Regions from separate parts of the Homo sapiens genome. Here region 2 is linked to region 1. A link is a loop called in an ENCODE intact Hi-C map of the cell type or tissue named here. Cell type or tissue: mucosa of descending colon. All regions are shown on one strand. Each heading gives the region's core, and the rest is flanking DNA. Links, peaks and the distances in the headings are about the cores only.

What was found. A loop is a pair of places that touch in the nucleus more often than their neighbours do. Peaks named below come from ENCODE experiments on the same cell type or tissue, not always from the same donor. Only the 100,000 strongest peaks of a DNase experiment are listed, where the experiment ranks them.
Region 2: a loop joins it to region 1, with 5 times the contacts of the local background. A loop is called at or near these places in 97 of 110 quality-filtered maps.

The regions. Positions count from the first base shown.
Region 1 is chr12:85,028,193-85,040,611 of GRCh38, reverse strand. It overlaps TSPAN19 (tetraspanin 19), which reads left to right and starts at 4,335. Exons shown (of 9, transcript NM_001100917.2): 1 at 4,335-4,408; 2 at 10,639-10,731; 3 at 10,821-10,893. The coding sequence starts at 10,666. LRRIQ1 (leucine rich repeats and IQ motif containing 1) reads right to left here and starts at 4,261. Exons shown (of 27, transcript NM_001079910.2): 1 at 4,205-4,261; 2 at 2,304-2,459; 3 at 11-122. The coding sequence starts at 2,435. In mucosa of descending colon, for the core only: no CTCF peak of the experiment used is centred there; no DNase peak of the experiment used is centred there.
Region 2 is chr12:84,868,480-84,880,898 of GRCh38, reverse strand. It overlaps SLC6A15 (solute carrier family 6 member 15), which reads left to right. Exons shown (of 12, transcript NM_182767.6): 6 at 4,292-4,402; 7 at 7,571-7,812; 8 at 8,105-8,297; 9 at 10,229-10,421. Among named protein-coding and RNA genes, the nearest start is that of SLC6A15, 38 kb to the left of the region's middle. In mucosa of descending colon, for the core only: a CTCF peak has its summit at 6,188 (motif pointing left); no DNase peak of the experiment used is centred there.

The DNA of each region.
Region 1 (12,419 bases), core at 1,740-9,739:
TAGTACTTACTTAAAATATCAGTATCTTCCAGGTCCTGAAGAATGAGCTCTTCAACAGCTTTACTCCTGTTCTTTATGATGTTAATACAGTGAAGAACTGATTCTGGTAATTCAACTGAATCCTAAAAATTTGAATAATACAAGAAACTGTGAAAGTGTTTATTATCAAAATTATGTGTCAAATTTTGGACCCTTCATTCCACAGCAAAAATGTGACCAAAACATGTAAATGAAGTAAAAAGATTCCATATAAACAGCACAGTTCAGACAAATATATTTGGCTAGAGTTTACTTTTAATTTTCAGGTGGTTGTGCATTTCTAGAAAACTCTAAGAAAACAAATGAAAAGAGTTACCTACACATCACTTTCGTTAACTTTATTACAGGCTGTTTATTTTTGAATGCCCTCAATAGTTGTATATATTTTTAGATTAATTCCAACTTCAAATAAATATTATCAAATATTAATCAAAACTGCAAGATTATTTTTTCAAAATATTTAATATCAAACTAATACCTGATATAATTATTTATTACATTCAAAACTGGCTTTGTGATTATCATACACAAATTTAGTCACATTTGTAAGCTATTATAAAATATCTACCAATATAGCCTATGTAACTCGATTTGTAAATTTTCTAAATAGCTAAATATATTGATATGCAAAATGCAAAAATAAAATTCCTTCCTCCATAAACACCGTAACTAGTTAGAAAATATAATGCAAATAAATAATATTCATAACAACAAAATACTTGAAGCATCTAGGAACAACTTTAATAATAATCTTGAAGTTACATATATCTACATGATGACAACACTTCACTGAGGGACCTCAAGCATGGCATCAATGAAACGATATAAATGCTTCTATATAGAAGAACATGATATGCACCTGCTTTTATTTAACTAAAAACAAATATTGTCTGCCATACTGGGTTTTCATGTGTTGAATTTAGGATTTACAGCCAGCTTTATTTTCTCTATCCTAACTAATGGAATTCAGTGTTTAGTTTTGAGAATGAACATTAGAAGATAATGAGAAAATATTACCTTTCTTTTAGTACTACAGAAAAGCATGTAAAATTATATGTCATAAAATGAGTCCTGATAAAGTAGTGTATTAAAAATAGTGACAAAAATATCAATTCTACTTTTCTGACATCTGTCCTGCATTGAGATTTCTATTTCTTGTTTAACTAAGAAATAGAATTCTAAGCTACCTGGATTGTAGAGATTGTTGTTATGTCTTGGGAAATATAGTTCATAATCTGTAAATCCTTAGTTAATAATTTTTTCCCCTGGTAATAATACTTACACTGATTCTAAGTGATATAAATAATAGTGAGGTATCTTAATTGAAACAGAAGGGCTTTAAAATTTTCTTCTTCCTTTATATAAAAAGGTATAATAAAATATAAAACAATCCATTATTCTGTTGGATTTCATACTCAAATAAAGAATTTCAGATTTTTTTGCCTCATTTAAATGAGCTCTGGATAAAAGACATAATAATGTAACAATGTTAATTTTTCTAAATGTAATAGGTAGGTTTAGTGCAATCCTAATAAAATAACAAAGTTCTCAAATCTTTAAAAAATTTTCTTTTTCAAAAAAAGCTTAGTTAAGATTTTCAAATGATAAAAAGATGTGAAGAATTTGGTCCACTCAATATTTACAAATATACAACAGTAGGAAAATAATGAATAAAGTAATGGAAAAGAACAGACAGCCTTGGATAGATCATATGTACAATAACTATCAGTAAGACATATGATAAATCAATTGAGAAAAATTAGATTATTAAACAAGAGACACTGGAAATATTAGCTCAATATGTGCAGGAGATTTTCAAATTAGTTCTACATTTCATAACATTCCTGAAAATAAATTCCAGTTGGATTAAGGATATTGGTATAAATGAATAAATCTATGAATAAACTCTGAAGCATATAAACATTGGTAAATATACACAAATAAAAGGATAATTTGTTTTATTTCCAAAAGTAACCATTTTGATATGTCAAAAGATTTCATATACATTTTTCTTCCCATGTAATTTAATCATGCTAAAATGTTCACAAGTAAAAACAAAAATCAGGATATAAATATATATAATGATAATCCCAATTTTACGAAGATGTATAGGTGACTATATATATTCAATATAATTTATATTTATATAAATTGTTTATAACAATGCTGCTAAAAATGAGAAGTACATAAAAACATCCTGAGAAAAGTAATATTTCTCCTGAAAAGCCTACTCCTGTTAAAAGGCTCAAAAGTGCAATACTCACTGTATCACTATCATCACTCTGGGTTTCTGATTTTGCATCACTCTCAATGTCTTCTTTTTCCAAGGAGGAAATGCTGAGTTTATCCAATTCAGCTTCTATTTCTGCTTTGAGCTTTGCATCATCATCGTCCATTATTCTTCATAATAAAGCACAGAACTGCTTTAAAAAATGAAGAGGCTAATATGTCACTAAAAATTATGTGTTCTCTAATTTGTCATACCAATCCAACATATTTATTTAAATATGTTTTAATTTAACAAACTTTTATCACACCTTATTATGGTTACACCAAACATTGTTTTATCTCTTCAATCATTCTTTTTAAACTTTGACTACAAAATGATCAACTGTAATTGTACGCTAATACTCTTATTGATTTATATGTTTATATAATTTTACTATATATAATAAAGATCAGAATTGTTTATAAAATTTTTGTTTCAGTTATTAATACATATAAATGTAGGTATGTATGCATGAGTTGCAATGTAATATGTGTTGTTGTTAATGTTCTGTTTTTTATTTTTCACTGTTGGTCTTAGTCCCAAAAAAGGTTTGAAAACGTACTAGTCAGCTATCATTTTATTTTTCATGACACTAGTTTAAACCTTTCTTTCTTTACTCAAGGGCCTGACCTTTCCACCTGTCTTCTTGTTCTTTTCTTCATTCCTTCTTTCCATCCTCTTTCCCTTTCGTTAATTCCTCCTTTCACTCTACTCAATCATCTCAAAATCAGTTCTACCCATAACTTCCACCCTCACTCACTCACTCAAAAATAAAAAATAAAATAAAAAAAGGAAAAGAAAGAAAAGAAAAGAAAAACAAAGTGAAATGGAACTCCAGACAGAACCAGGGCAAAATATTATCCTGCAATGGAACTCAAAGTGCATTTAAAAAGCTTTATTAGAAGGAAAGCTAGATTTTTTTTTTATGCCTACAAAGCAAAATGCACGGGTATACTAAACTTTATATAGAAAGAGAGGCAGGAGAGTATGGTGGAGGTAAGAGTCATTTCCTTTACATGACTTTCTCTGTTCATCTACTGGCTCATTAGATCACCCCTGTCCAATTACATATTTGAGCACTTACGCAAGTTTAAATTTTCTATTAGCAACTTTTTAAAAACAAAAGAGAAGTGCAATTAATTTTTATAATATATTTTATTTAACCCAATATATCCAAAATATTTCAACGTGTAATAACAAAATTAATTATTAATATCATTGCAAAGAGTTTATATTCTTTCTTTGGACAGTAATTCTTAGAAATCTGTTGTGTGTTTTACACCTGCAGCACATCTCAGTTAGGATTAGCTGCATTTCAAGTCCTCAGTAGCCACCTGCAGTTAGTGGTTACTGTATATGACGTGCAGTCATGGATGGGTCTCACTGTAAATGGGCTACATTAAAGTGCTCTAAGTTGATAACGAATCACTTGGAGTTCACTAAAGCTGTCAAAAGTAGAAAAGCTTAAGGAACTCCCCCTTCAACCCCTGTAAAGAAAGGGGAGAGAAATCTACTTTATAAGGTTCATATAAATTATATATTACCAAAAAAAAAAGAAAGAAAGAGAGACAGAAAAAGAAAGGGTGGAAAGGAGGGCGACAAGAAGGGAAGGAAGGAAGGAAAATAACGTCAATTGGTTTGTGGGGAGCGGTGAGTGAGTAACCATCGAATGATCCCTACATAGCCAAGACATCTCTTTAAGTTTTGAATGAGTTCTCGAAATCTCCAGGGTGGAAGGGAGCCTCGAGCTTCGCAGAGTCGCACAGCCATCCCCTGACCCGCGGTCTCTCCCTTTGCTGGAAGTCTGGCCAGGCAGAGAGAGTCCCGGCTCGGCCTGAGCTCCCACAGCTGTTCACCTCCCTCAACGGGAATCCCAGTCTTAAGACCCCGGCTCACCCCTCAGCAGCGAGATTCCTTGGCTTTGTTGTAAGACAGCGCCCATAGCCGCTACACAAAGCGTATCCATGGCAACAGCCAATCACAAGGAAGAGACACCGGTTTTTCCCTACAGGTGCTCTAGAAGGACAAACAATCTCGATTCTAAATTGAAACGAACGCAGCATTTCAGGGACTGGATGAGGAGCTTACGGTTTTTTACAGGTAGATTTTAATATTTAAGTAACTTTGGAAAATACTTAATAAAATGAAATTTTGTTATAATTACCCAAGTAGATGTAATCTCACTTTTAAATTTTTTAAATTGTTTCTGAGCTACATATATTTATATTTCCATCTGGTGATTTGCCCATGTATAAGGTGTTCATTCCACAAACCCTTAATCCTGAACAGTGATTTGTGGGACATAGAAGTATGGAAGAGAAGTCAATAAGTTGTTTGCCTTCCATGACAACAGTTTTTTAAAAAAGAAAAGAAAAGAAAAAGGAAAAAAGAAAAAAATCATCAATCAATGCCCATCAAAAACCTCTAACTGAAGGGATGTGGGTGAGAAATTTGAAAAATTATTTTCTGGAGTTATTTTACTGTAAAAATATTGTCACACAGTATTTCAATATAAAACCTTAATTTCTAAGTTTATGTCATGCTATTTAATTTTAACTTAATTTATTAAAGTTTTTTGTGGAGCAAATACATAGGGTACAAAATAATATTTTAATTAATAACATATTTTTTACTTTAATTTTCTTTTAAAGTTTGCAAATAAGGCATTAAATTCTAAAAGGAAGTAGCCATAATTGTAAAAGGTATCTGCTATAAAATAAGCTAAAAGCAAATATTTCACTGAGCCTCTGGAAAAAAAATAGACTACATTTCCTGGTAACAATAAACTTGAATTGCATCAACATAAGAACTAATAATATAAAGTGAGACGTTAATAGATTTCTCATATTAAAAGCACACATGTTAGTTTCCTTTTCAGGAAAGATGATTTTAAAAAATAAACTACACTTGGTTTCAGGTCTAATTAAATTCAGAGTATTTTCATTATCAAAGTCCATGCTCAAATGGAATTTGTTCTTTTTTTTAAGTTTGGTTTTATTGCTGATTTATAGACTATTGAAATTATCTATTTTTTATTGTTTTTTTAGAGACAGGGTCTCCCTCTGTTGCCCAGGCTGGAGTGCAGTGGTACAATTATTGCTCACTGTAGCCTCCAACTCTTGTACTCAAGTAATCCTCCCGCCTTGGCCTCCCAAAGCACTGGGATTATAGGTATGAGCTACTGTGTTCGAACCTCAAACTGTTCATTTAAAATAGACTTTCATATTGTGTTGAAGTTCACATAAGAATCTTAAGATTAGTTTTATTTTTGATTGTGAAACTATCCAGACTTCTAAAAATTATAAATCCTTTAATAATTTCAAAATTAATTTTGAATAACTAGTTTTCATAATCAAATAATTTTGGAAATAATGCCTTAGTTCCTTTCCTTCTCAAAGCTTACTTTGTCAAATATTGACAGCAAAAAAGAAAAACAGTGAAAGATTTTCTGAAGATAAATTAATTCATGGTGATAGATCTCCTATATTGTCATGCGATTTTTTACTTTGGAAGAAAGGACAACTTTATCAATTAGTCATAATTTCGCTAGAATATAACTAATCAAAAATAAAAGGCAGCAGTTATCTAATACATTTGTAGATTATAAGTAAATTTAACTTGACACTGTTGTTTATCAACCATGTAGTATTTAGCAGAAGTCCATTTTAATTGCATTATTCCTAGAAACGGTAACTTCAGATTGAGTATGTTGGTTTGCCTATGACTCTTTAACCTGAGTAGACTTTTGTTTCTTTTGAACATGTTAACTTCATTTCATTTAAATTTTAAAAACAATTTGTAGGTGTGGTTGATTTATAGCATATTGGCTTAACAATGCATATTTCCTTTAGAGAGTACATAATAAATATTTATTGAGAGAATGAAAGAATGAGAGATAACTGTTTGTTCTTTGTTATCTGACAAGACTAATATTCCTTTGAAAATGTGTTGTAGTGAAATCATTTTAGTTTAAGAGCATTTTTCAACAACTGCTTTATTCTTCATATGGCAGTGATATAATTTAAATATCCCATAATATCATTGTTGTGTTCAAAATAGTTGCAGAGCAGGTATTTCTTTGTTTCATTTTCTTGAGGCACCGTAATTATTGAGTAAAAGTAATTTACTATGTAGCTCATAGTACCACATATTGTATTCTTAGGCCTCTCATTCTCTTGTTCCACTTAAAGTGTGTCTCAAGCCTTCAGATTCTCTAACTCTCTTTGTGCTCCCTCCCAGCTGCTGTCATGACCAACCACTTCACAGAAAAATGAGAATTTATGACTTTCCCACAGTTTCCATCCCATTCCCCATTCTCACATGCATGACTCTTGTATAATCTTAATATTTCTATACTGAGATATGATATAACGAGATTCTAGCCTTATGATATAACGAGATAACTAACATCTAGCCAGGCACTGGGCTAAGAGCTTTACAAACATAATCTCATCTAATTTTCACAACATCTCTTTGAGGCATGTACTATTACAATCTGCATTTACAGATGATGATACTGGGGCTTGGGAAAGTTATTGAGAGGGTGGTTTATATCAATGGAGTTAAATCTCATCTCTGCCATTTATTAACTAAGTGACCTTTGGCAAGTAATTTTGCCTTGCTGAGTCTTTCTCTCCTCATTGATGATATTGGGGATAATAGCATTTGCAAAATATCGACGATAAAGGGAATCAATTTAAATGAGACAATGTAGAATATGAGATAATGTTCAAAGTTTAATTACATCATTTCTACAGACTACATTCCATCTTTGATTCTTTGGTTATCCCAATGCTGGCAATTCTACTTCCTACTACATCTCTCATATTGTGATACTGTTTCCATTCCCACAGCCATTTATAAATTATCCCCCTATCTTAAGTGTCTTTTCTAATTTGGCTTCCACATTGAGGCCAGAATTACGACTCCCTATTACCTTCAGGAAAAAAAAAATCTTTAGTAAAGCATATAAGATTTGTCACAATCTTTACTGAGTCTACTTCTTTAGCTTATCTTTCATCTCTTGCCACTCTGATCCATGCCTCCTTACACCTCATTATAAAGCTTCTGAACATAGTGTTCCCTCTGTCTTGAATATTTCCTATCTCTCTCCCATTTTTATCTAACTAGGACCTTCTTAATCTTCCTTCAAGAGTCATCTCAAAATCATCTTCTCTATGAAACTTTCCTGTTTCCTTTATTTCCTGTCCCCACCTCAACACATAATTCAGGTTTTAATATTTGACTCCTTGACATTCTCTTACTTGTTCATTTGTGTGTTCCCATCTCTTGGAACTTAGAATATAAAAACAATAACAAGAAGCAATTAGAGTTTATTAAACTAGTGCAAAATAATACCTATGAATAGATTAATTATTGTAAGTTGTCCATTCCTATAGCATCTCTGCTGTTGAGCTTTCAACATCAATTAACTAATCAGGAACTGAACAAAATAAATGCCACACCAGGACCTTATTTAATTAAGTTAGAAACAAATTCTTTGTTTATAGCAAAAGAAAATATAGATCTTTCACACTACAAATATTTAAATAAGAACTACACTTAACTTACTGTGTATCTTTGTGTTGGCACGTCATTGTTCTCATTGACGTTGTTTCCAGTATGTGGAGCTTATGGCTGAAAAAGCCAACACATGAACATCTCATTTTACCATTCTTTGTAAACATAGTCATGGGCTTCTTTGAATCGTTGCTTGGATGCACAGTTTGTTGTGTTTTAACTTTGTAACCTTGAACCACAGTTTTGAAATTACCATAAACATCTTCCTTACCACGTTGCCTACATTTGCGCTTACTAAGTTCTCACCCCTTTTGACTTCTATACCATGTAACACCATGATATGACACCATGATCTAGAACTGTCTTTCTCTATTGGTTTCCATGAGATCATGCCTTGATTGTCTTCTCAGTCTGTAAAAGTCAGCTTTAAAAATTCCAAATTCTTAATTGTATCATTTCATTCTCTACCATCAAACCTCTGCCCATTTCCATCTATAGACAGTCCCTCTTCTCTTTCATTCACACCCATGACACTGGTTCTCTATGAATGACTTTCAAGTCTGTACAGCCTATGCTACCCATTTATCTGCACTCCATTTATAGTCCTTATGAGACATAACCCACAGATATTCTTTACCAATTCAAATTTAATCATGAAATATTGAATTTATGAATTTTTCTTCTAAACCATTTTCCTGAATTTTTAAATTTCCAGTGATTACCATTATTCTTTTATTTTCCCATCCTACATGAATCTTTCTGATTGTCTTTGATTCTTTTCCACAGTAAAGCATATTAAAGCTTAATCCAAGCTCTCTTTTTTTTCTAATTATCTTCTGTAATTGGCCTTTTCTGACCAGTGGGCATTTTGTTTGGCCCTCACCACCCTATTTTCTTTTCTTTATCCTGGGTACATGGTTGCCTTCAACTGGAGCTGAGTATTGCTGTGGGACCAAGTCTGTGCTGGTGGACTCTAAATGGAAGAGAAGTGTACAACTTCAACCTCACTTGCTTAAAAGATGCCTGCCTGAGTTTACTCATCCCCTTCCCTTTCTGTTAGCTATAAAAGATGGCACCTGGAGCCAATTTGGAAGCCACATGTTGAACAGGCCAGAGTTAGCTCCAAGTTTCTAACATGATTTTCTAGAAGTGAACCAATCACCTACTTTGAACTGAGATAAATAAAAGTTTACTTCTATATTTGGGTCCTTTGATAAAGTATTGCAGCTTGACCCTGCCTAACATGCTAATTATTACCACATCAACACTCAAGTCCATGCCTTCAACATTTCACATCAGAGTTACCACAGAGCTTTCTGGTTCATTAGTATCCATTCTCTTTCTTCTTCACAGACAGGGGCCAAGACCTTGTGCCTATCTTCTCGTTCAGGCTGTGAGAGAGCTTTTCACATGTGGTAGTAAATAGAATTGGAACCAAAAATGTAGATTTATAGCATCTTTGAAATAAACTGAAATAAAAATCATGCAGTCTTTCCAACTGAGCGTCCCATCAAAACATGCCAGGCATTAGAGGAATTAAAGAATAAGACAATAGGATGGAAAGTAGAAAAAACAAATGACAGCAAGAGAATTCAAAGCATAGGTAGAAGATATAACCTGTAGTGACTCCGTAAACTGAGAAGAACACTGGGAGATTTTACGAGGAAGATGGTTTACGATAAAGTAGGGAAGGTAGTACATAGACTAATGTAGACATCTCTTTTTTTTCCACTTTTCAAAGGATCCTTCAGTTCAATAAACAAATTGCTTTCTGCCTAATTAGGGACAGACAAATAGCTTTAAAATAATCTTATTAAATCTGCTTCTATCATGTCAATCATGCGCTACATATATTAAAACATTGTAAACTACAGTATGTTTAAAATTATAGTGCTAGTTAGAATTAAAACAGTGAGAAGAGAAAAGAGAAAATCTGGGAACATACTCAAGATTAGATTTGAAACTTTCATCTCTAATGAAACCAGCACCAAAAACCAATGGAGTAGGTATTGATTTTTCCATGAAAGTTTTAGGAAAATTGACTACCTGGAAAATAAGTTTTAATGAAAGCTACTTTAGTTTTTTTATATACTGCATACTAAACTAAATTATAGATTAAGTAATTTAATTCATCTATCTATTCATGCATTCAACAAATATATATCAAGTACCTGCTGTGTGCTAAACCTGGAGGTTACAATGGTATATAAGACATACTCTCGCCACTTAAATACCCCTGACTCTCTGTGGGGAAGAAGACAGGTCAATGAGAAATTTGAGAGGCAACAAATTGGGTTAAGAGAAAGATCCCCAAACCAACACCTCAGTGAGGAGCTAATATTATTCTGAGAAAGGGGAAGGGCATGCAGAAGTGAGGAAAACTTTCCAGCCAAGGGAACAAGGTATATTAAGACTGGAAATGTTCCTGGCTATCTAATGGTTAGGATTAAAATAAAAATTTAAAAATACAGTAAGATGGAAAACAAAATATCTTATACTTTTTGAAACTGCAAGAAATTCAGTAAGGCTACTTGACTTGTTATACAAATGTCTTCTTACTCTTGATTGCCTAGTCAAAGCATTGCAGATATATATTTATTATTTTAAGTACAGATACTCTCTAGTAAAAAGAAAATGCAGGCAAGGTACAGTTTCAAGATACCTTCAATAAATCCTTTCATTTAGAGATGGAAGTATGTTATACTGATAATTGATTTGAGAAGAAAAATGTGCAAATAAAGAACATAAGTAGGGAGAAATATTTAAAGTTGTTGTGTAGAATGTTTAAAAAGTTATGGTTGTCTTTTCAGAATCATCAATATCTTGGAAGAAAAAGAATGTTAAGAAATAACAAAACAATAATTATTAAGTACTTTCTTAATCTCATTAATGGAGCTTTCTTGGTAAGAATCTTCATAATTATACAGTAAAGAAAATGTAATCTATTGTATAGGCAATTACAAAAAAATAAGCATTGACTTTCTTTTTTTAGGTTCTTGGACTTTTATTCATGGGATTTGGTGCATGGCTCTTATTAGATAGAAATAATTTTTTAACAGCTTTTGGTATGTATCTATTTTTGTTTTTCTCTCAGTGAAATAGACATTCAATTTTTAACAGTTGTATACACAATTTATTCAGCAGGTGGCAGTATTTCTCTGTAATTTATTAAGTGTCCAGCATTCCTTCTGAAAGTCTTCATCAGTTGTAGAGATTTTTTAAAGGATACAAAATTACAGCTAGGTAGAAGAAAAAAGTTCTGGTGTTCTATACTACTGTAGGATGACTGTAGTTAACAATAATGTATTACATAGTCACAAATAGCTAGAAGAATATTGAATATTCCCAACACACAAAAATGATACATATTTGAGATGACCGGACATGCTAATTACTCTGATCTGATCACTATATATATTGTATGTATCAAAACAACACCCATGAATATGTACAATTATTAGTTGTCACTTTAAAAAGAAAATTTAAAAATGCAATTTTAACCATGTAACTTTCCTATTAAAAGCTTATGTGACTCCCCATTGCCACTATTTACTCGTACAGCAAATATTACTAAGCATCTTCTCTGTGTCAGTCATTGCCCTAAGAGCTGAGGATATGGTAGTGAGCAAACAAAATAAAGTTCCTATCCACATGGAGCTTTATTTCAGTGAAGAAGACTGAAAAACAAAGTGCCTATAATGTCATCCTTGCAAACATTTTTAGTCTCATCTGACTCAAACTGTAAGTGCCAACAAAGCTGAGTTTCTTACACACCCTGTGCTGCTGGATGTCTCAGAAATGCTCCACCATTCCAACCTGGTTATTTACAATGACCAATAAAGCCTATGCTCAGATGTTACCTTTTCCAGCAGCCTTGCCCAAACCTTCTAACCTTCTCCCCCAACTGGTTTAGGTGCCTCTGTTCCCAGTAGTATGCCGGCAAACGTTTAACAACCAGTTCTGGAATAGAGAATATTGATTTATGACATCTGCCCATTTCCATGGTTTAAACAGCTCCTCAATGGCCAATTTCAAGGTGTCAAAGTGAATTCAGTTGGTTTGCAGATTTCCTGAAAATATCACAATTGGCTTTTATGAGCCAGTACAAGCTCACTCCAGCACACTACTGCCTACACTGTTCTCCCATAACACCTCCCACATGTTTAATTTATTTATCCGTCCTTCTTTTTTAAAACAATTATTTGTTGAGCATTTATTGTTCTGCTGTTTGTGCCATAGCACCAAGCATTCAACAGTCAGCCTGTTGACTGGATAAATATATATAATCTCTAGCACTGAGGGCTCACAGTCTAGATGGGGAAAAATAAAATATAGTTTGAAAGGGATCATATTAGCAATAAATTCAGGGTGTATACATCTAACTCACACATATTAAGTTCTAAAGATTTTTGATGAATGAATGAATACATGAATGTTTGAATATACATTGGACATAGATGAAATCTTAGAAAAAAATTTATTCTATCATAGAAGACAAGGAGGATAAGGGTAAAGCGATCTTCTGAAATTTAAGAAATTCTCTTCATGTCAGAAAAGGAAGAAAGGTTGTTTCTAAAAGTAAGAGCTGGTA
Region 2 (12,419 bases), core at 2,370-10,369, 160 kb after region 1:
AATGATACATTCTGAAGGTATGTTTATAATAAACATTTTTCATATGTAAAACAATGGTTTTTGTTTTCGATTTTTTAAACACTTTAGTAAAATGAAAATGTTTTATACAATCTTTTGAAAGATAAAATAGTCTCTCTTACTAACGTACTTGCTTTGACAGGCATAATAGTTGTCAAGGCCCGGGGGAGGGGTCTTAAAAATCAGTCAAAGGAGCATGTTTCTTTGTATCATTTCCCAGTTTTAAAAATGTATACTTCTTGGACAATGTGTAATAATCATTCACCCATTCATTATTATTTTGAGCAAATATTTATTAAGCACTTACTATGTTCTAGACACTGATCTAGTTTTGGAAATACAACTAACAAGGTAAACAATGTGCCTGTCCTCATGGAGTTTCCATTTAGTGGCAGAGGCAGCAAACAATAAACAAATTTATAAAATAACTTCAAGTTATAAGACGTAACGCATGGAGAGAAGAAAGTGGTTGGTATAAATACAGTGAATAGGTTGAATTTAACTCATTTTAATAATATTATGCAAGTGGCTGTTTTGGTCTAATAAGATTAGAGCCATATGAGTGAATGCAAATAATTTGTGTTTATAAATGACACAGATATTTAAGTAACCTGCTGACTCCTAAGACACATCTTTTTAAATCATGGAATTTAAAAATGAAATATTTTGTCCTCTTACCTGCTCACAGAGGAATAAAATTGATGTGTTGCCTTCTTAATATCACTTAAATGTTTGAAATATTGACTTATTTTTCTCCATCTTGTAGGCTTGAAATGTTCTTGTAACTTATTAGGAAACTGTGTTAGAGTCTTACTGAATCCAGATCAGTGTCCTTAAGAATTTAAATGTTTGTTGAATTAATAAATGAAAATTGAAATGTCTGGACATATAATTAGAATATAATTTTCAAAATACTGCAGAATAACCATAAGCTTGCAATTTTAGGAATTGTGTGCAGGAAGAAAAACTCAAATTCCTGTAAATCCTCTCTCAATGAACAATATATTTGAATATCTGCTATTTGTCAGGCACTGATGGATATGCAAAGAGTAATAGGCCACAGTCTGTCCTCATGGAACCCACAATTCAATGAATGAATTGTGTACAAGAAGAAAAACTTAAATTCCTATAAGTTTTATCTTAATGTGCAATATGTTTTAGTATTATATTATTGTACAACCATATTGCAACATATTGTAATGATGATTAGAACATACTAAGTGGAGTAACAGAAGCACATACAAAGTGTGTGATAGTGGCCAGGCGGTGGCTCACGCCTGTAATCCCAGCACTTTTGGAGGCCGAGGCGGGTGGATTGCCTGAGCTCACAAGTTTGAGACCAGCCTGGGCAAAACGGTGAAACTCCGTCTCTACTAAAATACAAAAAATTGTCCGGGCATGGTGGCAGGTGCCTGTAATCCCAGCTACTCGGGAGGCTGAGGCAAAATAATCACTTGAACCCGGGAAGCAGTGGTTGCAGTGAGCCGAGATTGCACCACGGCACTCCACCCTGGGCGACAGAGTGAGACTCGGTCTCCAAAAAAAAAGAAAGTGTGTGATAGTGTAGAGTCAGCAATTGCAATTAAACTGGATTTGCAAGAAGGCTTCACGGGGGATGTAAATTTTGGAGTAGGGTTCGATGGTTGAAGAGAAGTTCACCAGCAAGTTCACAGAGAACTGTGTGTAGGCACAGACAACAGCATGTACAAAGCTCAACGACTGCTGAGTATTTCTGTGTGACTTTTGCATACAACTTGTGCAGCTTGTGGAAGACGAAGGATGATATGCAAGTTGACTGATGATATTGGAGGCTCTGTGGACTCTTGTAAAATGATGGGCTGTTAGCTAGCAAACAGTGTGGAACCTTTGAGGATTTTTAATAGTTCAGTGATAGCACCAGATTTCTAGAAAGATCGCTCTGGCAACTGTGAAAAATGGATTTCTGGGATGCAGAGGAAAGCTAACAGAATCTGGAGGCAAGATGAGCAGGAAACTGTTTTCATACTGAAAGGTGTTGTGCTATTGAGAGGTGAAGCAAAGGGACAGATGTGAGATTTCTGTGGTAGAATTAGCTGGGTGTGGTGATCAGTTGGTTTATGGGATTTGAGGAAGTGGGACATACTAAGGGTAGATTAGAGTATTTTAGCCTCGAATAATATGAGTACAGGAAGAATCTTTTCTTAGTACCTAATTAGAAATTATATTAAAAATATAAAGATAAAATATAAAATTAAAACAAAATTAAAAAGCATATTTTATTAGATAAAATCATAATCAGTCTATCTAGACTTTATAATGTATAATCTTCATTTTCACTTTTATATAAGCAGAATTAATGGAAGTCAATTATATTATTTATAAAGCAGTACATTTGAGTTTTGTTTAAAAACATAAAAAGAAGCTATTGTTCAAAAGTGAATCCATGCTTCTGGCTAGCCACAACATTTCTGAAGAAGAATCATAAAGGGGATTACTTTAATTCAAGTGAGATCAAGGCAACTGCCAAATTTAATGAATGCCAAAAGTACGCAGGGAGAATGAAAAAATCCATCCGAAAGCATTCTGATTTTTTAAAAAATCAAAAAATTTGAGTGAAGGATTAATCAAAGGATTAAACCAATTTGAAATTATTAAAAAATTATGTTCATTACAACCAATTAAGTTAAAATATAATTTATTTTTAAAATATTGTGTTCTAAAGTATGCTGGCATTTTATCCATATTTTTTCCTTAAGGTGTGCCATGTGTTTATATATGATTCTTAAGTGGGTAAAACTAGAGAGTGCCCCTTATTGTGTTGCCTTATATTAATGTTGTTTGTAGTTATTATTGAATTCAGTATCTTTTACCTGCCCGGAAGCATCATCTGCTATGGCACTTTTTCCTCCATTGTTCCAATTCTCCTTCCATTCCTTCCTTCCACAGATACATATGATAGAGTTACTATGTCAGCAACTGTGTTAGGTGTGTGAGATATGGTAGTAAACAGAAAATATCTTTACCCTTACTAGCTTATACCCTGTTAGAGGATACAAAAAATAAACACAGAAACACATAAATAAAATTTGAAAAGTGCTAAGTGCTCTAAACAACAACAACAACAAACCTAGGGTAATATCACTGAGGGTTGGCAGGGGGCAGATGGGAGAGAAAGGATAGAAAAAGGCATCACCTTATTTTGGGTGGTCAGGGAAGACCTCAGGGAGAAGATGAAGATGAGACTAAAATAGTAAGGAGGAGCAAGTCATCTGCAAATAAGGAAGAGGTGCTTCTGAAGGAAGGTGCCGCCCTGCATCTTAAGGCTGGCTGAGCTTGGTAGACTCACAGGATAGCAAGGGCCTGAGTGGCCAGAGCTCCATGGGAAGAGTGGTGGCCAGGCAAGCAGGCACTCTAGGGTAAGACTTTGCAGGCCAGAGGGTGGAATCAGCACTTCACTCCAACGACATTAGAAATTCCTGGAGTGTTTTAAGCAGGGTATGACATAAACCAAGGGGCAGCCAGCAATTCAGTTAGGAGAATATTATGGATAGTCCAGAACCATTTCTAGATGTTTGGCTTTACTAATGGGATGGAGGGTGGGGCCATTTTCTGAAATAGAGATGGGTGGGAATAGCTTTGAGGGAAATTCAGAAGTTTCCCTCTGGACCTGAAATATTTTAGAGACCTATTAGGCCTCCAGAGGAAGATGTCAAGGAGGCAGTGAATGTCTGAGTAGCACACTTCCTTTTCTATTATAAATATTTGCTGAACTGTTTAACAGTGAAAATTGCTGAAGCGGAAAGTAAAATCTTTACACGTTTGATTGTTTGGGTTCTGGAAGATACAGCATAGGAACAATACTGCATTGAAAGCTTTACAGAATCACAATGAAAATTTGGTTAAAAGAAAAAGAAATAGGACTTTATTTTGCTACTTAGAACAACAACAAAAAAGTAGGAATTCATTAGGTAGTTAGTGCCTGTTCATTTCTGTCTTAAATATTTCTTGTTTTATGAACTATAAGGAATCAACACTATTGAAGCTACACCATAGCTGATGGATTTTTTCAAAGGAGATAGTGTGTTTTAAATGTAAATTGTATCTCAAATAAAATCTTAAGGCTGAATCACGACTCATAAACCATTCTTAAAAAATGGCTTTAGAAGTTATTAATAGTTTTATTAATCCTGTCATGAAACAGTGACTGTCAAAGTACAGAAACTAACATATAAAATCTTATCTATAAAAAAATGGTCATTGTATCTCACTTATTTTTATTTTTATTTCTTTGCAGATCATATATTTTAGTTCTCTGTTTCCATATGTGGTACTTATTTGCTTCCTCATCAGAGCATTCCTTTTAAATGGTTCAATTGATGGCATTCGCCACATGTTTACCCCTAAGGTATGTACCATATTTCTATTTAAGGCTTATGATCATGAAAGCATTATGTTTATTGTTAAAATATTCTAAGTTATATTTAAGGAATAATTGTTCTAATGTATGTACATTAAACTTTTAAATTATAGTTGTTAACCAGTCTAGGAAAAACCAGCATTTTTTATGTATAATTATAGCCATTTATCTCCATTTTTTATATCCCATTTTGATTTTAGAGTAAGGCTACCACTATTTCAACTTCAAAAATCTCTCTTTTATAATAAATTTATTTCTAAGTTTTATACTGATTAGACTTCAGAATTTTTCAGTCTTCCTTAACTCTTTCCCCTTTATTTTAGTGGTTTTTAACCTTTTTGTGTCATGGATCCCTTTGAAAAAGTGACGAGGATTTTTTTTCCCAAAAAAAAAAATGAACATATTAATTTGCTTAGTGTATCTGGAAGTTGACTGATCATCTAGAATCCATGGACCCTAAAATAAGATTAAGAGCCCTAAAATACTCTCTCAGAGAAAATAAGTGTTTTCTTTTCTTAGTTAATTTTTTTGAGGTTTTGTAGTTTTGTAGCTTCTGGAAGAATATTTATAGTAATCAGCTTGTGAAGTTCTGTAACTTCTATAGATGCATATATATTTTAGGAAAATTCTCATTAGACTCCATCAAGGGCTCAGAACTTATAATCCATCATGCAACTTTGTAGAGCTAAACTCAACGGTGGGCCCACTTAACCTGGTTAATCATAAGTGTGGGCTTAATCATAATTTCTTATACTGCTTTAACAGGGACCACGTTTTTGATTCTCATATATATATATATATATATATATATATATATATATATATATATATATATGGTGCACCCCACTATTAGTTTGCTAATACTATCATAGGCAGACATTAAGATGAAACTGTCTAAAGATACGATTTCAAAATTAGTTTAGAAATTAAAAGTTATCTGAAGGATGAATGTGCAGGCAGCATTGTGCTGTGAGATTTGGGCATAAGGGATTAGCTTCTCTGGAATTCTTTGTCACTCCTGGCGGCTGCCTTGATACTGCGTAAAAGAAGCTGTGTTCTTTGTGTGTGTGGTTCTGAGTTGGTATTCATTCTGTAGTAGCAAAAATGCTGACACTGGTGTCTGGTTTTCTCAGCTACTTCAAAATTCCTGTTTAACATTTAGAGTTCTTGGAACTTCTCTGTGAACAACTAGTTAAGATTTACGAGTTTCAGCCACACTATAATTTAAATCTGCTACAAATGGGCCACACTTAATGACCAAAAATACTTATATGTATAATATTGAAGAAAATGTTTTCTGAGTTCAAGACAACCAAAATTCTGTGTGAATTTCTAGAATATATTCTCTTTCTAAACTGACAATTGCTTGTGACAAAATTCTAAACATTTGATTTAGCTAGATATTTTAGAATTTAAATGCTTATATGTAATAATTCTATATGGCCCCAGTACTGAAAACTGCAGCATGAATTAACATTTCTGACCTAGACTAGGGATCACTATTAAAATGTTAGTTTTCCTTCAGCTAACTTTTCATTGAGTGTTGATAAGACTCTATTACATTTCTGTAGGATGTGATACTCAATATGAGAAGTAATTGTAATTTTTAAAAATTTTACATTGTTTATGTAGGGGAGAAAGTACATAAGCACATCAAATACTTGTGAAACAGTGAGTGGAGATTTAGTTCAGAAACTGGGCTGCTGGTAATGTCTTTAGTTAATAGGTCTTTTCTGCCATCTAGTGGCTAAAGCAGAGATAGACAGTTGAGTGTATTTTAATAGAATATGATGTAGCAATGGTCAGTAAACAATGTGCATATGTTAATTGTTCATAAATTATGAAGATAATCATGATTATGTTTAATAAGCATATTTCATAGATTTTAATAACCAAAATTAGTTGAAGCAATACATCCTATTGTTTGAGAGAATATGGATTTTGGAATCTACCTATGTTCTTATTTCATCTCTACCTCAGAGCTGCTGTGTAAACTTAGGCAAGTTACATAACCTTCCTAAGAATCAGTTAATAGTGGCAACAACTTCGTGGGTTGTTGTGAGTACTAAATGAGTTAAACCATATAAAATGCTTACCGGTGTGTATGCCGCTATAGCTCATCTATGTTATCGGTTACTGAGCATTTTTAGAGTGTGGTAGGCACCGTGGTAAGTGGTACACTTCTTATTATTCTGATCTTTCTGAAGAAGCTGAAACTCAGAGAGGACACGCCATTTGCCATTGTTTGCACTATTTTAAAATTACTAAATGGCAGAATCAGAATCTGAAACTCTCTGTAGAATTCGTGTTCTTAGTCATGTTTGACATTGCTCTCAATAAAGGCAATTTGATTGTAATGGCAAAAAGAGATAAAATGCCAATTTAAACGCTATTATTACTGAAATCAAAAGGAACTGTTTATTAAGATCTGGGCCACACTTGGCTGATCTGAATTGTTTCATTTAAGTTTTGATTATATACAGTGATAATTATCTAAGACATAAAGCACAACTACATGAAATATCTGTTCAATATTTAATATCTGTTCAATGTCAGAACTTTGGATCTGAAAGAGTATCTTATAGACAATATAGGTGAATTTCTTCAATTTTCAAAGAAAAATCTTTTAGCAGACTTTTGAATGAATGAAGAATACATATGTGAATATGCAAAGTACAAATAGTTCAACTCTGCGAAGTTTATAATTGTTTTCTGCTTCGACCATTAGATTAACAGCAGAAAACACAAAACATGGAGTGTTAGTGAAGCAACTATTAACTTTTATTGGTAATTGACCTGTTTTGCTATGGAAAGAAAAAAAGACATAATGGGAAATGATTGAGGATAATTAATTTTTCTTCATATTCTCATTTCATATTTCCTTTGATATTCTTAAAATATTTAAAAACCACCATGTAAGTAGAAAATCCCCATGTACTTAAAATCTCCATGTAAAGGACTGATCAACTTTCTTACTCATAATTATTTGTTTCCTAAAAATAGATGTTTATGCTTAAGAACATATTATTTCCCGATTTAAATAAACTTTGGATGCATAAATATCATTGTATACTCCATAAACAGTAAATTCCATAAAAATTAATTATTCTGAAACATTATTTTGTAGCTGATTCTATTATGTTTATTTTTAAACAGCTTGAAATAATGCTGGAGCCCAAGGTCTGGAGAGAAGCTGCTACTCAAGTGTTCTTTGCCTTAGGTCTGGGATTTGGTGGTGTCATTGCCTTTTCAAGCTACAACAAGAGAGACAACAACTGCCACTTTGATGCTGTCCTGGTGTCCTTCATCAATTTTTTCACTTCTGTCCTGGCAACATTGGTGGTGTTTGCAGTTCTGGGCTTCAAAGCAAATGTCATAAATGAGAAATGCATTACACAGTATGAATATTAATTTCCATTTGCCTTTTTTCTTAGTTTTTATCTTGTTATTTATACTTTTATTGATACATGATAGCTATACATATTTATGAGATACATGTGATAGTTCGACACAAACATACAATGTATAATGGTCAAATCTGGGTAAATGGGATAGTCATCACCTCAAACATTAATCATTTCTTTGTGTTGGGAACATTGCTCATTCATTAGCTTATAATGGCATAGTCGTTCACAAACTATACACCAAAGAACTCTTATGTGCTCATTTGTATGTTGTTTTATTTTTCAGAAATTCAGAGACGATCATGAAATTTTTGAAAATGGGGAACATTAGTCAGGATATTATTCCCCATCATATCAACCTTTCAACTGTTACTGCAGAAGATTATCATTTAGTTTATGACATCATTCAAAAAGTGAAAGAAGAAGAGTTTCCTGCTCTTCATCTCAATTCCTGTAAAATTGAAGAAGAGCTAAATAAAGTTAGTAAGCCATGTTTGAGCAATAAAATAATTATCATTCACTTGAAATATGCATTATCCAGCAGACTCCCTTCAGGAAAAGGGCCTTAAAATGCCCGAAGAAGCTCTTAAAATGCCCGGAGAAGCTCCTGGGCATTATAAGTCCTTCAGAATTTACATTCTTAATTTTAGAGAATATGTTTTCTTAAATGGTAAAGATTTGCTTTATTTTAAAAAGTTATTTCATTGATTGAGCCACAATAATTTAAAATATGAATATAAAGTGATTTTCATCATAGAATGATGATTAGTCTGAAATCTTTCTTGCTATAATTTTCAATACAGAATTAGAATTATGGCTCTCATTTACACATACATGATTGCTTTGATGCATGAATAATATTTAAAATAGAAATTTTAATAGTTGTGTTCCACAAGTCATGATCAAGTTCTTTTTTTTTTTTTTGAGCCGTAGTCTCTCTCTGTCGCCCAGGCCGGGGTGCAGTGGTGCGATCTTGGCTCACTGCATCCTCTGCTTCCCAGGTTCAAGCAATTCTCCTGGTCAGCCTCCCAAGTAGCTGGGATTACAGGCACATACCACCACACCTGGCTAATTTTTGTAATTTTAGTAGAGACGGGAGAAGGCGGTTCACCATTTTGGCCAGGCTGGTCTCGAACACTTGACCTCATGATCTGCCCGCCTTGGCCTCCCAAAGTGCTGTGATTACAGGCCTCAGCCACCGTGCCCAACCGATGAAGTTCTTTTTCTTAGCTATGTTGTATTAAATAAGAAATAGGTCACCATTAATAAATGTCCTTATATTGGCTGCCACTGTCTCCTGTATGTCGAAAAGGAAAATATAATGGAGAAATTAGTCACTAATTATTTGCTTTAAGATAGTTAACTGTACTTGAGACTAACATAAAGAATCATGTGTGGATATTATTCATTAAAAAGTAAAGCCATCATTAATATAAAAACCTTGAATTCCTTAAGGAAATATTTAATTAATTACTAATGTACCGTTCAAAGTTTTTTTTTTTAATTCTCATCTGTCTTTATGAGACAACACAACTTGAAGTTTGGTTATAGGTACAGTTAGTTAGACAAAGTAAGTTGTTATTTTACAACTCAATATTTGTGATATTTATAAAATAAACTCACATTAATATTTGCAAGTAATTCAATTTCTTTCTGCCCAATTGGAGTATCTGTCTTTTTATTCATTTTGTTATTAGTTTTGACTGGAAATTCATTGTGTCTTCTGAATTATGCAAACCAGTATATCAGCCCAACTTTTTTTTTTTTTTTAATCAGGGAGGTAGGAATATCAGAAGTAAAAAAAGGTAAAGATGTAGGTTTTTTAAATTAAAAATTGGCTTTTTATAATCTACTTATTCTGTTCACATCCTTTTATTTTGCATTTGCAGTTTTCTCTTAAATCAAAACAAGTTTATTATTCATAGTGTATATGTATATATATATATAACAACAATTGATTGAGCCACTTTGAGGTAAGGTAAAACCAAATTTTTAAAATCTTTATATATGAGCCAGAAATAGTTGTATATATATATTTGTATTTATATATCTATGATAATATGTCACTATTCATATTCATAAGCTTTAACAAAACCAAAAATATTATGTATTCTTTAATATAGTTTTTCATTCTAGGAGCCTTGTGAAATAGTTAGTATATACAACACAATCGTGTACTCTGTTTATTAATTATAGGCAAAATTTCATTATTTGGATCTGCTTGATCTAATTAAATCCAGGTTCTGAGAATGACAACATGATTTATCAGGTTAAGAGCTGATTTGAGCATGTCTATTTCCAGCAGTCCTGGCCATTATTCAGAGATCTTTCCTCCTCATTGTAACTGACATATAGAGCCATTGTTTAATAATTACTCTGTACTAATGTTGCTATTTTGTGTATTTTGCAGGCTGTTCAGGGGACCGGCTTAGCTTTTATTGCCTTTACAGAAGCGATGACACATTTTCCTGCATCTCCCTTCTGGTCAGTGATGTTTTTCCTCATGCTGGTCAATCTAGGCCTTGGCAGTATGTTTGGAACCATTGAAGGGATTGTCACGCCTATTGTGGACACTTTCAAAGTGAGGAAAGAAATTCTTACTGGTGAGTTTTTTGTATTTGACTTTTCATTGAACAAATCCAGGCCATTTTATTCTTGGTGAAAGATTAGAGATGAAAAGTGGAAAGTCTTATATTTTGAGTTTTATTAATGTCTATTATCACTATTTATTATTGTATACATTGTATAATTTATTTTATTTTATTTTAATTGTATAATTTTTATTGTATGTATAATATAATATGGATGTTTTAATATAAATTATATTTTATCATTTATAATAAATATTTATTGTTATAATTCATTAATAGTAATGCATTATCAAGAATGACTGACACTAGAATAAAGTCATGGACTGTTTGTGTATAATTTTTATACAAGTCAAATAATCATAATTAGAGCAGTTCAGATGTGATATTCCTATCCAAAAAGTGCATAGCTGAAAATGATAAACCTAAATCCCGTTCTCATATACAGCAGCAGTAGTAATTTACTAGTAGTTAATGTCTCCAAGTAGAGAAGAAAATAAAACAATTTATCAATATGGATGGTAGTTAATAGGTCCAATTTACAAGTGATTATTAAAGTACCAGTTTAATGCATCATACTCCCATTTAAGGGCTATAAAGGATATAAAATAAATTATAAGAGATATACAAATATATAAAAAACTCTTCTCCAAAAACAATAACACTAAAATTAAAATCAGATTGCATAGATAAGACTTACAGCATGTAAAATACTGATAGCATAATGGATTTTACATATAAGAATTCAAAAGAGTCTAGGTCATCTAAATATACGATGGAACTGTCAGAGAAAGAGATGAAAGTTGAATTGGAAAGAGGAAGGATCTTCTCAAGGGTCAGAGGATAGCTAGTAAACATACATAAATGAAGATAAAGGCAACAATAAGAAAGCCAACCATACTAGAGTACAGAAACAATACTGGTAAGTGATGTAAAATAAGATTGGATACAAATTTTGTAGAGATGACCATGAATGCTGGGCAGTGGTGTGCAATTCCCCAAGGCTTTTTTTTTTTTTTTTTTTTTTTGAGACGGAGTCTTGCTCTGTCGCCCAGGCTGGAGTGCAGCAGTAGTGCGATCTCAGCTCACTGCAAGCTCCGCCTCCCGGGTTCACGCCATTCTCCTGCCTCAGCCTCCCGAGTAGCTGGGACTACAGGCGCGTGCCAACACGCTTGGCTAATTTTTTGTATTTTTTTTAATAGAGACGGGGTTTCACCGTGTTAGCCAGGATGGTCTCAATCTCCTGACCTCGTGATCCGCCCGCCTTGGCCTCCCAAAGTGCTAGGATTACAGGCGTGAGCCACCGTGCCCAGCTCTTTCTTAGCCATAAAAAATTTACTAATAATATATGTCTAAATAAGTCTCAAATATATACCTTTATCATTTGCTGCTCTGATAATTATGTCTGTATGTGTTTGTGCATGTGCATGTGTGTGCGTGTATAAAACAATTTAATTTCAGCAGTCTGTTAATATTGATAGCTATATATCCACAATTCAGCTGAACAGAAATGAGAAACTGCTTTATATTATTCAAGAAAGTGATTTCCACTTAATATGAAAATCCATATCCTGCCTGACATGCAGGCTAAAGTCATTTTTGTATTCTTATCCTTGCTCGCCATATCCAAACCGTCCCCTCCTGTAGTAAAAGGCTTGCAGGTTAAGGAAAAAGTAACAGTGTAAAGGGAAAATCACACAAAGTAGTATTTTCTAAGACCTTCTGGAAGACTTATTTGGAAAGAGCAAAGGGGAATGTACCCTCTTTCCCACTTCTTGTTTTTTGGGATCATACTGATACTTCAAATCGTAGTCGTGTTTGACCTCAATGAAATATTACCTCATTTTCTTTGGTAGGTGTGTTTACTTCTTTATGCAGTAAGATTTAGGCAAATGAATTACTCATTATCTTTTTCCCTCACATCTCCAGCAAAACTCTTACTGTCTGTACCACTTATAATGCACTTTTTTATATTTGCCTCATACTGGGGTGTAATTAGGAGATAGTGAAAGT